Linked DNA regions of Homo sapiens: region 2 is linked to region 1. A link is a contact called in ENCODE Hi-C or POLR2A ChIA-PET data. All regions are on one chromosome and are shown on one strand. Each heading gives the region's core, a stretch centred on a gene start or an enhancer-like site at or near the end of the contact. The rest is flanking DNA. Distances are from core to core; before and after follow the strand shown. Region 1 holds the start of ZNF880 (zinc finger protein 880). Region 2 holds the start of ZNF888-AS1 (ZNF888 antisense RNA 1).

The links. Hi-C counts contacts between places; a loop is a spot of excess contacts on that map. ChIA-PET counts read pairs that join two places held with the same protein, here RNA polymerase II (POLR2A). Pooled maps may share reads with other maps.
Region 2: a pooled map shows a loop between it and region 1 (2.7-fold over the local background). The contact joins the promoter of ZNF888-AS1 here to the promoter of ZNF880 in region 1. A Hi-C loop is called at or near these places in 2 of 50 pooled maps. POLR2A ChIA-PET finds 5 or more read pairs at or near these places in 2 of 52 experiments (GM12878 and T-cell).

What each region holds. Positions count from the first base shown.
Region 1 is chr19:52,368,539-52,371,564 of GRCh38, reverse strand. ZNF880 (zinc finger protein 880) reads right to left here and starts at 1,642. Exons shown (of 4, transcript NM_001145434.2): 1 at 1,588-1,642. The coding sequence starts at 1,599. RefSeq lists enhancers at 1,201-1,340, 1,541-1,650, 1,661-1,960.
Region 2 is chr19:52,921,819-52,924,844 of GRCh38, reverse strand. It overlaps ZNF888-AS1 (ZNF888 antisense RNA 1), which reads right to left and starts at 1,496. Exons shown (of 2, transcript NR_186336.1): 1 at 1,381-1,496; 2 at 766-1,172. It overlaps ZNF888 (zinc finger protein 888), which reads left to right and starts at 1,417. Exons shown (of 5, transcript NM_001393938.1): 1 at 1,417-1,476. RefSeq lists enhancers at 1,035-1,204, 1,485-1,534, 1,024-1,755, 1,756-2,489 and a silencer at 1,295-1,344.

The DNA.
Region 1 (3,026 bases), core at 393-2,892:
ATCTCTACCGAAAATAAAAAAATTAGCCAGGCGTACTGGTGGGCACCTGTAATCCCAGCTACTTGGGAGGCCGAGGCAGGACAATCACTTGAACCCGGGAGGCAGAGTTTGCAGTGACCTGAGATGGTGCCACTGCACTCCAGCCTGGGTGACAAAGCGAGACTCCAGCCTGGGTGACAAAGAGAGACTCCATCTCAGAAAAAGAAAAAAAAAAACATCAAACAATAACAGATCAGCATCAAAAGTAAATTGACAGACAATGACCTAACTGAGTATAGTTAAAATAAGTTCCGGGATTAAAATCAAGAAACTGTCGCACATGTATCCCCATAACAGGTTACTATCCTTACAGCCATAGACTCACTATCATAACAGTGTAGAACAATTTTAAGGTCATGAAAATATATAAGATGTAATTTCAACTGTTAAAAGATATAAGACGTATATAAACTGATGATGCGCCTTTGATAAAAACAATAGACTTGCTCATCTGTGCACTCATCCACACACATCACATGTACACACTTATTCATATACATATATACATTCACACACATATACTCTAGTAAACATATATGTGACAACTGAAAGAGTTGTCTGTCAATAACCTCTTTTTTAGATATTTGTCTTTGTTCGTTTTTTAATGTGTCCAGGTTGCAGTGCAGTGGCTTATTCATGGCACACTACAGCCTTGAATTCCTGGCCTCAAATGACACCCTCTCCGAGTAACTCGAATGACAAGCGTGCACCACTGTGCCTGGCTGTCGTTGTTTTTGCAAATGTGCATTTCAGCATGTTTGCAACAATAAAAATGTATAAACTGTGCTCAATTCAGTTTATAAACATTATTTCAAACTATTTCAAAAAGTCAGACCATGTAAAAACATAGAAACGAGAATTCCAATCTCTATTAAATACCCGTACTGAAACATATGTTTCAAAAATTGAGATGGGGGTCTCACTATGTTGTCCAGAGTGGTCTCAAACTCCTGTGCTCAAGGAATTCTCCAGCCTGGGCCTCCGGAGAAGATGGAATTCCAGCCCCGGCCCATAAATATTAGGTTGGTGCAAAAGTGATCGCGGTTTGCCATTACTTTTGCACTAACCTAATTTTGTCCACTAAATATTTATTTAGGTGTTAGCAAAAGCCCAATGGAGGCTGAAACATCACAATCAGCAGTAAACATCAGATCGATTTCCTCTCATTTAAGGCACAGAAAAGGGGGCAGGCCTGTGAAAAGAGGGCGAGGCTTGGGGGACCGGAAAGACGTGGATCCATCTCGCGGGTGAGAACTTTACGCAGCGCGGGCCGTGTCTAGGGGTCACTGAAGGATTTGAAGCAGGCAAACTCCGCGACAGGAGCTGTCTACATGGCCCTGTGGTGAAAGACCGGGGACAGGACCAGCCTCCGAGCGATTTTAACACTCAGGGAAGCGACCGCCAGACTCTCATTAGAACGTCTGAGTTTAGTCGGGGTGGAGGGAGCGATGCGGGGATTTCAAGGTCTGTGTGACCCCTGAGATGCCGGGTACAGAAGCGCGAGGGGACTCAGCATCCCAGATTTAATCTAAACAAAGGGAAACTCACACGCCGCAGCATGACCGTCACTCCACGTAATCTGCTTCCGGGTCTCCAGGAAACTGCGCGCGCAGCTGAGAGGCGAGGCGAGGCCAGGCCCGGGTGGGATTGGGCGGAGCCTGCGCTTCCCTCCGCCTCGCTCCCAGCTCGTCTCGTTTTGGAGGCTAGACCTGCCGTGGAGACTGGAAGAACTCAGCTATCTGGAAATAGATTGTGTCCCGGCAGAGGGAAAGTTTGTTGATGATTAGATCCAGGAAAATTCCTGCTATTAAAATTAATTTTAAATCGGCTGTAGGGGCGCTCGCATGTGGTCCTAGCTACCCGGATGCTGAGGTGGGAGGATCGCTTGAGCCCATGAGGTGGAGGCTGCAGTGAGCCGAGGTCGTGCGCTGCACTCCCGCCTGGGCATGAGAGAGAAACCTTGCGCCTAATAAATACATAATCATAAATAACAAATTGGAAATAAATAATTAAAATAAATAAATATAAATGAATAATAAACACTAGTTTCCGGAATTTTAAAGTCCTTGAATTGTTTATGAAGGGGATGCAAATTAAAATATGAAATGCAAAACCCTGCCAGGGCGGAATGTGCAATTTCCTTTTTTTTTTTTTTTTTTTTTTGGAGACAGAGTTTCGTTCTTTTGCCCAGGCTGGAGTGAAGTGGCGCGATCTCGGCTCACTGCAACCTCCGCCGCCTGGGTTCAAGCGATTCTCCTGCCTCAGTCTCCCGAGTAGCTGGGATTACAGGCGCCCACCACCACACCGGGCTACTTTTTTGTACTTTTAATAGAGACAGGGTTTCTCCATGTTGGCCAGGCTGGTCTTGAACTCCTGACCTCGTGATCCGCCTGCCTTGGCCTCCCAAAATGTTGGGATTACAGGCGTGAGCCACCGCACCCGGCCAAGTTTTTTTTTTTTTTTCATATTTATATTAATCCTAGTGTATACCTGCCATTGTCTTATGGACATACTCAGGTCACAACTTTTTTTTTTTTTTTTTTTTTTTTTTTGAGATGGTCTCCCTCTGTCTTTCAGGCTGAAGTGCAGACAGCTCACTGACTGCAGCCTCGACCTCCTGGCATCAAGTGATCCTCCCATCTCAGCCTCCCAAGTAGCTGGGACTACAGGCACACGCCACAATGCCCAGTCCCATGTCACAAAATTTTGTCTCCAAACAGCACTCATTTATTTGTCCCCTAAAGTTTTCACCAGAGCAAAACAGGGAAGAAATGTATTAAACATAGAATTTGGAGGCAATGTAGGAAAAAAATGTAAAAATATATATACATACAAAAAATATAAAAATATACATGCTAGGTGTGAATTGTAACTAAGTTTCCAGTATGGGTAGTGGGTATCCCCGCCCCAGCCCTACCCTTTAGCAATCATGACACCCCAAGCCAGTCACCTATCCCAGTTCTCTGAAGCCACTTTTGGACCAGCTG
Region 2 (3,026 bases), core at 247-2,746, 550 kb before region 1:
ATACCAGCTACTATGCAGGCTGAGTCAGAAGAATTGCTTCAACCCAGAAGGCAGAGGCTGCAGTGAGCCGAGATCTTGCCAATGCACTCCAGCCTGGGTGACAGAGAAATACTCTGTCTCAAAAAAAAAAAAGAAAAAGAAAAAAAAGTAAATAAAAAAAAGAAACTAATAGATGTCATCCACAATTGTGCTGGGACAACTAACTGGATATCCACATGGAAAAGAATAAAGTTGGATCCCTATCTCACACAATGAAAATTTTATTTTAAAAATTAAAAAAAAAAGAGATGAGGAAGGGATCCCTGCGGCAGGGGGTGTTACTTTGTCACTCAGGCTGGCTTGGACCTCCGGGCTCAATGATCCTCCCGCCACTGCTTCCTGAGTAGCTGGACCTCAGGCTCCCGCCCCCACTTCCACATTTCTGCTGTGTTTAAGTAGCAGGTGGTGACCTCACTCCTCCCTGGCCTGAACACTCCCTCCGGCATCCCAGGCGGTGGCCCTAGGGAAGTCTCTGAAGCTGAGCACAGGGTGGACTCTCCCTCCGAAGCAAATGGAGAATAGAAAGGGAGAGATTTCTATTCTGTTCTGTGTACCATCAGCATGAGATCGTACTTTCTGCCTAGGCAGGGCTTTGCATTTCACGTTCTAGTTTGCATCCCTGTTCCAGACAATTCCAGGGCTTTTGAATCATGCCTCAGCCTTCCTGGCCACTCTTGCCTCCGGTGTAGCAGGACGAGCCACAGACAAAACCTCTCAGACACCGAGTTGTAGAAGGAAGGGCTTTATTCAGCTGGGAGCATCGGCAAGCTGCCTTAAAATCCGAGCTCCCCGGGTGCACAATTTCTGTCCCTTTTAAGGGCTCACAACACTAAAGATTTCACATAAAAGGGTCGTGATTGAGCAATCTAGGGGATACGTAACAGGGACTACAGTCCCAGATATATACACAGGGGTTTCGTGCACTGGTAGAGAGAAACAGAACAGGGCAGGGAGTTTCATAATGTTCTTCTATACAATGTCTGGAATCTATGAAAAACATTGGTTTCTAAGTTATGAGTTGATTTTTAACTATTGGGTTTAGGCCAGGCAGGCCCAGGCCTGGTTTTGGGCGTGGCGCAGGGCTGCCTGTCTTCGGTTTTACTTCCTTGTTGTTTTTTTTCTTAAAACAGGTACTGAGTATAAAACAATATAAAACAATATGAGAGGGTCTGTCTCTTCCCTCACCAAAACCCGAAAAACAGCGGCTAGGTACGCGGCTGAGAGAAGCACAGATCCGCCCCCGCCCCGCGTCTGCCGGTTCTACAGGGCAGGTCTCTCCGCCTGGCGCCCCGCCCCTACCTCGCCCAGGCCCCGCCCCTACCTCGCCCAGGCCCCGCCCACCTCGTTGGCTCCACGGAGGCCTGGCTTCTGTCCTGTGCTTGTAGATTCGCCCGGACCAGGAAGCGGATCGCGTGGACTGGAAGTCACACTGCGGCGGTGAGTTTTGCTCTGTGTTGTATTGAGGCTGTGCCTCCAGGTCCCCGGCAATTCTGTACCTGGGATGTGGGGTCTCCACAGACCTGGAAATTCTCGCCCTTCTTCCTTCAACAAGAGCAAATGGAGACATTCCCCTAGGAGTCCGGAAGTCACTTCCTTTTGGGTTTAAAGTCGCCCTGAGGCTGCCCTGTCCTCGGTCTTTTTGCTATAGGGCAATGTATACAGTTTGTATCGCGTAGTTTTCCCGTTCACAACCGTTTGTTGACTCCTCCCACCCCGCGCTTTTTAAAGTCCTCACCCGAGAGGTGGATCCCTGCTCTGGCGCTTCCCAGCCTCACCCTCGTCGGCCCCTGGAGCCCAGCGCTGACACCACAGTCCCAGGGAGGCCGCGTTCTCTGCCCGGTGGTGGGATCCTGCGGACCCCACCCTTGTCCGAAGGCGTCATCTCCCCCCCACCTCCCTCCTCATGCCGGGCCCTGTTGCTCCCCAAGTCTCCCCTCCGCAGTCACCGCTTTCCCTGAGCCCGCGTTGGGGAGGTACCCGGGGCCTGTCCTGTGACACGGGGTGTTCTTGCCTGCCCAGCTCCAGCCCCTGGAAAATGCGCTTCTCTGGGATGCAGGCGTCTTACTCCAAACCCTCCTGTGATTGTGTGGGCCAAAGGGATCAGGAGACAGAGAGAGGGAATCAGAGAGCAGTAGAAAACCTGAGACAGATAAAAGAAGAAGGAGAAAGACCCATAACAGATGGCAAAGTAGGGGATGGTCAGGGATTTGCCAAGAGACAGCAAAAGTGAAAAAACAAAAGATAACAAAGCAGGAGGAGAAAAGCAACTGGAGAAATGTAGAGAAAAGCTGGATGTACAGAGAGATGAAGGACAGACAGCAAGGTAGGGAGAGGGGCAGCAAACAGAAAGGCTCATGAGAATGAGGGAGAGGAGGAGGGATTTGGAGCCAGGGCAGACAGAGCAGAGTGGTGCTGGTGGCAAGGAGAACAGAGGGAGAACCACAGCAGGGAGGACACCTGGGAAATCTGGGGTGCCAGAGAGTGGGGCCAGGGGGGTATAACGGGGAAGAGAGAATTTAACAGGGAGAGCTCAGGAGAGATGGGAGAAGAGGTGGAAATCTATGGACATTGAGAACAATCTAAAGATTGGGGAAAAGGAGCAACAAGAGGTTAAATAAGCTGTGGATGGAGTCCAGCTAATTTTTGTATTTTTAGTAGAGACAGGATTTCACCATGTTGGCCAGGCTGGTCTCAAACTCCTGACTTCAGGTGATCCACCTGCCTCGACCTCCCAAAGTGCTGGGAATACAGGTGTGAGCCATCACACCTGGCCACCTATGTATTCTTGAATGAAAAAAGTTACTTCTGTCTTAGTTCAACAGCTGACTCTCTTTCCCTGTTTTCTTTTCTTTCTTTCTTTCTTTCTTTTCTTTTATGAGATGCAGTTTTGCTCTTGTTGCCCAGGCTGAAGTGCAATGGCACGATCTTGGCTCACTGCAATCGCCACCTCCCTGGTTCAAGTGATTCTCCTGCCTCAGCCTTGCTGA